3 separate regions of the Homo sapiens genome follow, and regions 1 and 3 are each linked to region 2. A link is a contact called in ENCODE Hi-C or POLR2A ChIA-PET data. All regions are on one chromosome and are shown on one strand. The core of a region is the stretch at or near the end of the contact, and the rest is flanking DNA. Distances in the headings are between cores, read along the strand shown.

Region 1 (2,700 bases), core at 6-2,505, 72 kb after region 2:
AAAACTTCAGTAGAAGTTGGGGAGAAATGTGTTTGCACCAAAAGAGGTGAGGGATGGAACTGAGGGAGGTCTCGAGGGGTAAGAGAGGCCAAAGAGCTGGCAGGTGCTGCTATTAGGATGGCCAATGATCCAGAAGTAATGATGAATGAGAAGATGGATTAAAAAAACCCTGACATTGTTTAACTAGAAGAAGAAGACAGTCAGAGAGAAGTGAGGGCTTACTTTTCATGTTTAAAGTCTGTTATGTGGTAAAGGGATTAGATTTATCTGTGTTGTTCCAGGGGACAGAAATAGGACAAATGGATGCAAATAGAGTGAGGAAGATTTAAAACAAATGGAGAAGACATTCTAAAATCAACTACAATGAGCGTAAACAATGACAACGGAAAGGACTATTTTTGCAATTATGTAGCTCTTGTTCTCTATAGATAGATGTGTAAGCAGACGCTGAATAACCATTTACTGAAAATATAAATAAAAACAAAGCAAATTGCAGGCAATAAATATTGTATTAGTTCTCATTTTGTAAAACTTATACAGGTATCATATGCATAGACAAATACACCAAACTGATGAATATTTGCCTTGTATAATCTTTTTGTAGTTTTTTTATGAACATATATTACTCAAACAATTTAGAACATTTGGCAATATATATATATTTCATTTATAAAAGGTTAGGAAGATTAATTACACTTTCTGAGGTCGCAACTAAAAGCCAAGATTTTAATCCATTTCTATTTGATGTAAAGTCTGGTCTTTTTTCAGCAAACCACAATCCCACATTTTAAGGGCATTAAGAAAGGGATGGGTAGACAAAATGTAGAGGTAGTAGGTACAGAATACAAAGTTTCAAGAAATTAAAAGCTTCTAAACTAACAAACAGCCAATTTGTGGAGTGTCACTGGAAAGTGACAAAGAGGACAGTTAAGTTAGTTGGAACTGAACTGAGGCCAGACAGGGCTGTGGGACAAGTCAGGGTGTGGTCATTCCGGTAAGCAGCGATGCAGAATCAAGACAGAGTAGTTTCTCCTTCTCTCTCTCTCTTTAATTGTAACGCCTTTTATAACAAACAAATATTATGCTTATTTCTGTCTTTAAATTTTTTGTAGTAATTTCTCATCACTTAACCTCTATTTTTTAAAAAACTAACTTTTCTCTTGTTTTTCTAGTTGAGCTATCATTCATATTTATTATGTGGAACTAGAGGTAGTCCTGGCTACTTGGGAACAGCGTGGAGTCTAGCCATGTCAGGGCCAGAAGTCGTCTCAGCTAAGTTAGAATGTGATACCATTGTTTACACAAGTGTGGCCTGCCTTCAAGATAGGGTGAGGTGTTTTATGACCACAGGCTTTATGAGTTATAGCTATAAAACAATCAATCTTTTAAAGCAAACACACCACAATGTCTACACGCAAATGAGAATTGTCCTTCAGGGCTGTGACCTTGGGAAACTCTTCACACATACTAGCATAAAACATATTTAAACTCTTCACTGAAAATATTATTCAGACCTAGTTTCTCTCTCAGTCTCTCTCTATGTTTCTCTCTCACATGTACGTGCATGCACGCACACGTGTGCACACACACATATGCTCACATCATTTTAAGATACATCTCATTTTTAACCAAAACCATTTTATCTTGCTTGATAACCAATTTTATTTGTTAGATGACTTGGCTATAAATGCCTTTGGCTATCAGGAAAATCAAATCAAAATTAAAAGACACTGTTACTACTGAAGAAGTAAAAAAAGAATGGGCTGCTGACTCTGAAGATCATACCCGAAGTAGAGCTGCAAAGATATTTGGAATATTGGTAATATCCAATAAAGAATGACCTTCATGCTATTTTGAGGAGATGTTTAAATGTCGAATTATTGAAATATTTATAAAATACAAATAAACTAACTCTGCTTCATATTCCAACTTGTGTATGACACTTCTTAGGCTATCATTTCATTCCAAATTTATGGTCACTACCCTACTGTCATTCCTCATACTAACCATATGATCAACAGTTGAAAAGCAGCCACTCGCAGAGGTAAGCAAGATATATGGTAAATACTGTGTTGACAAAAGTATGCAGAAGCAGTCACATTTATACAGTAGTGAAGGAAATGTAAATTGGACAAACTTTTTGGAAGATAAGTTGAGAATGTCAAAAATCAAAACACACTTTCTGTTTTATTCAGCAATTATGAGCCCTTTGTTTTACAGCTATGCTCACAAATATATACAAACATGTATGCACAATTATGTTCACTGTGGTATTGCGCTAGAAAAATACTAAAAACAAACCAAATGTTCATCAATAGGGAAATTGTTCAACAAATTACAGTATATCTAAAAAAAGAATAATATATAACAACTGAAAAAATAAAATAGTTGATATAAGCAGATATTCCAAGATCTGCCAGACATATTGTTAAACGAAAAATCTAGATACAAAATTGTTTATAGTTCTCTTTCATACTATAGCCAAAGAAAATTCAGAAAAAACTACTTACAGTTGATCCTTGAATAATGCAGCAGGTAGGGGCACCAGCTTCCTGCGCAGTCAAGAATTGCATATAACTTTTGACTCCCCCAAAACTTTGCTAATAGCCTACTGTTGACTGGAAGCCTTATCAACAACATCAACAGTTGATTAACACTGGAAAAGGAGGGGTTGGTCTTACTGTCTCAAGGGTGGCAAAG
Region 2 (2,819 bases), core at 34-2,533:
AGAGTAACATAAATGTGTTAAACTTGGTATTGATTTGATGATTTCATAAACCCCAGACTCCTTGAAATTCTGCAGGTTTTTGTGAAAGGACTTGCTTAAAATCTTTGCTAATCTACCTGAATTTTCTTCCAAAGGCAGTTATATACAATGTTTCTTAAAACTAATTCTCCAAATTTGCAATTTGGCAGCATCCTACTGGGACTCTAGAAGGCTGATAAATCATGGAGAGTAGGTATTCATATAGGAACTATGAAAGCTGTATGTAGTAAACACTACTTAAGAAGGCCTTACATTTCATAAAAAGTTGGAGATTTTTGTGGAGACTCATAAAATGCATCCTTTATATCAGTGAAGTTTTTGCTTCTAGGTATATTATACTCACATCGAAACACTCCAGGGATTTTGTTTTCAGCCTGCATATACCACGTATATTTATTATCTGGATAGATAAATTAGACGTATACATTTAAAGGAGTTTGCATCAGCTGCTGCTAGGAAGTTTTTCTTGTGTTAGTTAAGATCCTGTGAAACAACCCTTGACATTTCACTAGCTGCACAGTTTGTAATAAAATCCATTTTAGCCTGAGGTTAAATCATGACTGTGGTCCTCACATCATGGTGGGGGATCCTGGTGGCCAGATTAAAGGAAACTCCACATTCTCATTTCTGACTTCCCTACAACCTTGTATTAAGACCTTAATTGAAAAACTTATTGCCTCTCTCACCAAAATATTTCAAATTTTAATAGTTTCCCCCAATGAAATTACAAGTACTATTTTACTTTTTTCAGTGCCCTTGGAATTTCGAGGCTGGATGGGGGGCTTCAATGTCTGACTCATTAAGTGTTCTATATACAAAGCCCTACATGGTCCCTAGAGCATAGCAGGCATTCAGTGAATGAAATGAATGAATGAAAAGCTAGAGTCACATTTTAGTGACCTAACTGTATATTTTCAGAGTAATGTAGTGCTTAAAAAAGGACAATGATAACACGTTTCTACAAAGAGATGCATGACAGATAACACTTCTCAAGAAGAAGGAATTTAGCTTCTGTCATTTGATCTAGGTTTTCAATTACAGAAGCATTGAGAATTTCCTGTGGCTGGATAAGGGCGAATCTTTAAGGCAAGTTGAAGACCCAGGCTGCCCATGTGGACATCAATACTCCCACAGAGCACTCTTCATGAAGAAAAGTGTGGGCTTGCTGTCTTTTCATCAAAACTCGTAGAATTTGGCTGACTGCCTGGTTTATCCCAGGACATTAGTCAGCCCACAAATCCCGCATTTGTTTATTCAGTCCAGAGCAAGTGAATACTGCCATTTTCTCATCTCCTTTGTTGGCAACACTTTGTTAACCTGAATTGGGTTCTCAACATAAAATGAAGTGACTAATCTTTTGGGGGGTTCCCCCTCCCAGGTTCTTGTATGAGCAACTAAATCTACACACCACAAAGCCCCATGCTGTCATTTTTTCTCATCCTGCCCCTTTATTTTGATGATTCCACATTGTAGTTCATGAAACCAATACCTTCTAGAGTGTGGCTGAACTGGCGCCAGCATTAAGAAAAGGAGTTTCCAAACTTTTTAGTTTTGTGAGAAAATGTTAGAGGAAGAGGGAGGTTAGGTTGACTATTTATACTTATGTAATCTTCTGTGAATTTGCAGTAGTTATCACCTTGTACTCTCAAAAGTTTTCTAGCTCTGAGTATGTGAATCTGAAAGTGCAGGAAGTAGGAATCTTAGCACAAAACAACCAGTTTGGATTATCACACAATTAATATGGGACGGAGCTGGAGGATGGACCTGAACAGAATGTATATTCTTTATCACTAGGTTATTTATCTATCTACAGATGTCTAGAAAGACCTGGGCTTTTTTAGCAAACGTTTGAGAATCTAGGTTTCTAAGTTTCCATTGACCATGAAAGAGTGATTAGTTTTAGAAGACAGTTGGGGGCAACATTGTGCAAGTCAGAAGAGGGGATGAAGAAAATCATAAAGCTAAACATGTTTGCCATAGGCCCAGGCTGTTTTTCAGCATGTTTCACCTAGCAGCTTGGCAGATAATTCCCAGTGATCATTAGGTCTGTGGAAATTCTGTTTGGTTTATAAAGTTTTGGCCCTGACTATGTGTACCACTGATAACTTGTTTTTCTCTCTCTTCCCTTTTCCTCCAACTCGTAGCCAGAGCTACCTTCCAGATGACTTCTTTCTACCACTTTCTTTCTTCCCAGTGTAAGAGAATGCAAGTATATGCTGATGTTTGGAGCAAGAACATTCAAAAATTTTCTTATTAACATAACTTCTAATGGAAATACAGTATACTACTATGGTGCATACAAAGAAGAAATAGCAACATATATTTGTTTTAGACCTGATTGCTGTATTTTATTCCTTAGGTCCTCCTTGATGTCTTGTAGACCGTCACTAGCTAATTGTTACAGCCATCGAAGGAAAAAATAAGGATTTTTACTTAGGACATACGTAACAGAAAAAGAGATGGTTTAGCAAAAAAGCACAGGCTTTGCAATAAGCAGCCTTAAATTAAAAAAAAAAAAGTTAACTCATAACTAACTGTGTGACCTGGGATAAGTTACTGACCCTCTTTAGGGCTTAGGGTCCTAATCTGCAAAACGGAAATTATAATAATAACCTTAGCTAGCATTTCTTGTGCACATACTATAAGCTGGTGATAAACAATTTATACACACTATCTCATTTAATCCTCACAACAATCCTGTGAGATAGGTACTATTATCATTTCTATTTTACAGATGAAGAATCCAGACATAAGAAGTGAAGTTAAGTAACTTTCTCAAG
Region 3 (2,704 bases), core at 205-2,704, 86 kb before region 2:
ACAGCGGAGCCTGCTGGCGAGTGGAGCGTAGGACTGCGAACCAGCAATCTCCCGAGAAGCGGCGAGGGGGAGGGGAATGTCTGTGAATCGGTTATCCCTCCCACCCCCAGCAGAAGTCGGGGAAATGGGGGTGGAAGGGGGAAAAAGGGAGAGAACAGGAGTGGGGTTGAGGAAGGGTAAGGAGGAAGGTGAGCTTCCTACAGCTGCGGGGGAAGGTGGAGAAAATTTTCAGGGGGACAGCTGAGTGGTAGAGCTAGCGAGCTTCAGAGAAATGTTGACAGACAGATGCCCAGAAAGTGAGGATGCCGGGCATGGGCACTGCGTACCAGGCACAGGAGATATATGGAGGCAGGAAATTGGCACATCATAAGCATTTGACCATCCTGCCCTAAAACAAAACAAATTGAACAACAACAACAACAAAAGATAATAGCAAAAGTGGCACAGTAGTGAGCTCGCAGGGCCCATTCCTATATAGAAACACAGAAAAATAAGCAAAAGCTGCCAGAATTGACTTCGTGGGAACTCTGGGAAACAGTAAGAAAGTTTTACAGCAACCAAGTGAGTGCTGAACCAAGGCAAAGGTAACTGAAACGCAATGATAGAGAAGAGGGGCAGGGAAGTGTTGGGTAGACAAAGGCGGGTCCCTGGTAAGGGCCCTCCCCTGGGCCTGTGCCCACTGGACCTAGGTGAGGACAGGCACTCCTTCCTTCACGCCCAAATGTTGCATATCCCAAGACCACCCTGTCCCGCCACGCCCCCATCCTTTGCCTATGAAAACCCTGAGACCCTAGCAGGCAGACACACAAGCGGCTCTATGTCCAGAGGAACTCATCGGAGGAACTGGACGTGGAGCGGGGCACCCCAGCGGAAGGGAGCACGCCAGTGGAAGAGCACACTGACAGACCATAGGAGTCAGTCTGTTATATTATCATAGTATAATATTATAAAATTATTATAATACAATAAAAATATAAAAATATAAATAATGTAATAAATATGGATAAAAATAATAATTACATATTTATATTTATATGAGAACACTATGAATAATTTTAAGCCAAAAAACAACTCGATGTTCATCACTGGATGAGTAGACGAGCAATTTCCAGTATATTCATACAATGGAATATGATTCAGCCATAAAATGAAATGAGGTACTGATACATGCTGCAGCAGGAATGAACCCCCAAAACACTACACTTGGTGAAAGAAGCCAGACACGGAAGGTCACATATTGTATGATCCCATTTATAAGAAATATTCAGAATAGGTAAATCCATAGAGACAAAAGGAGTTTTGTAGTTGCCAGGAGTTGGAGGCAAGAAGAGTTTAACAGGTATGCTTAATGGGGCCTCCTATGCAGTTGACGAAAATGTTTTGGGCTAGATAGGAGTGATGGTTGCATAACATTGTACTAAATGCCACTGAATTCTACTCTTTAAAATTTTTAGTTTTATGTTATGTGGCGTGTACCCTAAAAAAAAAAATAGAGGTGCAGTGCTCCAGCACGGGATGAGGCAGCGTGGACAGGAGCATCTCCCAACCTCAGTGAAGTCTGAGCCGCGTGCCTGCAACAATCCCACTGTGGCAGAGAACCGCAGAGTTCCTTCCGGTTTGGCAGCAGTCATTCGCAACCTCACAGCCCTCTGGAACCCCAGCCTGGGGGTCTCAGAACGCCGAGGCGGGGACTGGGAGCCGAGTCGGATTCCGAGACTATGGGCCAGGGTTGGCTGGATTCAGTTACCTGGCTGAGGCCTGGTGAGCAAAATATCCCAAACCTCGCGTGATCTGGAAGGGGAAGCCGGATAAATACGGATCTCCAGATGTGCCAGTCTCGAGTCTATCGATATGAGGTCCCCCTAGAGTTTCTATTCATCATTTTAACCGCATTTCATCGATCTTGAGACACGGCTTTTGATATTTTATCACCTCAAGATAAATAGTGTTAGATGTCTAATAGCAGCGTTTTTCTAAGAGATACATGAAACAACAGTGTCAGAAACGATGCTGTCTTCCATGCGATGAAATTGTTGTAATAGGTGCTCAATAAATGTTGACAATAAATGAGTGAATGAATGAAAATTATTTTATTTTTATTTGAGCTTTGGTTCTGCCATTTGCTAGCAGTGTGACTCAAGAGAAGCCAGTAACCCCCCTGAGCTTCCCTAGTTCACAAAATGCTTGTCATGAAGTCGACAGCTTCCGGAGGCTGCGAGGCTCGCAAGAAATGCCCACATGAATGTGCGCTTAGGGCGTGAGTGCTCACTCCAGAAAACTCCAACACAGTGAAAAGGCAGAAGCGGTGTTTTTCTTTTTTACATTTTTATAAGAATATATAAAAAATGATATAAATGGACATTTACGGTAGTGGGGGAAGGCATATATCTACGTTAAAAGGCAGGACATTTTTAAAAGCTCTATTTTCTAAATGAAAACTACGAAAGCGGGGTGGGTTGTGGCGGGGGCAGTTGTGGCCCTGTAGGACCTTCGGTGACTGATGATCTAAGTTTCCCGAGGTTTCTCAGAGCCTCTCTGGTTCTTTCAATCGGGGATGTCTGCAGAGGGCAGAAAGAAAACAGGCGTTAGAAACCTGAGGTCAAAGATGTGTGGCACATCCCGCCCTCCTCTCTTGCCGTCCCTACCGGCATTGAAATACTTATGGATAAAGTTCTCGCAATGGCTTCACGTGCATGTACCCGCC

What was found. A loop is a pair of places that touch in the nucleus more often than their neighbours do. ChIA-PET counts read pairs that join two places held with the same protein, here RNA polymerase II (POLR2A). Pooled maps may share reads with other maps.
Region 1: a loop to region 2 is called in a map of aorta, with 2.9 times the contacts of the local background. The contact joins two enhancer-like sites. A Hi-C loop is called at or near these places in 13 of 168 maps with a recorded cell type or tissue (Caco-2, Calu3, adrenal gland and 9 more), 1 of 37 single-sample maps with no recorded cell type and 12 of 50 pooled maps. POLR2A ChIA-PET finds 5 or more read pairs at or near these places in 8 of 52 experiments (AG04450, BJ, Caco-2 and 5 more).
Region 3: a loop to region 2 is called in a pooled map, with 3 times the contacts of the local background. The contact joins the promoter of CDKN2A-AS1 here to the enhancer-like site in region 2. A Hi-C loop is called at or near these places in 1 of 37 single-sample maps with no recorded cell type and 3 of 50 pooled maps. POLR2A ChIA-PET finds 5 or more read pairs at or near these places in 3 of 52 experiments (Caco-2, OCI-LY7 and activated T-cell).

Annotation. Positions count from the first base shown.
Region 1 is chr9:22,123,481-22,126,180 of GRCh38, forward strand. It overlaps a transcript of CDKN2B-AS1 not described here. Among named protein-coding and RNA genes, the nearest start is that of CDKN2B, 120 kb to the left of the region's middle. Within about 2 kb of position 1,256, at least 3 of the 41 ENCODE cell types and tissues checked have a DNase peak (open chromatin) inside an H3K27ac peak, as active enhancers do.
Region 2 is chr9:22,051,413-22,054,231 of GRCh38, forward strand. All of the region lies in intron 6 of CDKN2B-AS1 (CDKN2B and CDKN2A antisense cis and trans regulatory RNA 1), which reads left to right. Among named protein-coding and RNA genes, the nearest start is that of CDKN2B, 44 kb to the left of the region's middle. Within about 2 kb of position 1,284, at least 5 of the 41 ENCODE cell types and tissues checked have a DNase peak (open chromatin) inside an H3K27ac peak, as active enhancers do; they include OCI-LY7, where a contact is called at or near this core.
Region 3 is chr9:21,965,685-21,968,388 of GRCh38, forward strand. CDKN2A-AS1 (CDKN2A antisense RNA 1) reads left to right here and starts at 1,455. Exons shown (of 1, transcript NR_024274.1): 1 at 1,455-2,070. CDKN2A (cyclin dependent kinase inhibitor 2A) reads right to left here. Exons shown (of 3, transcript NM_000077.5): 3 at 2,068-2,558. The coding sequence ends at 2,545.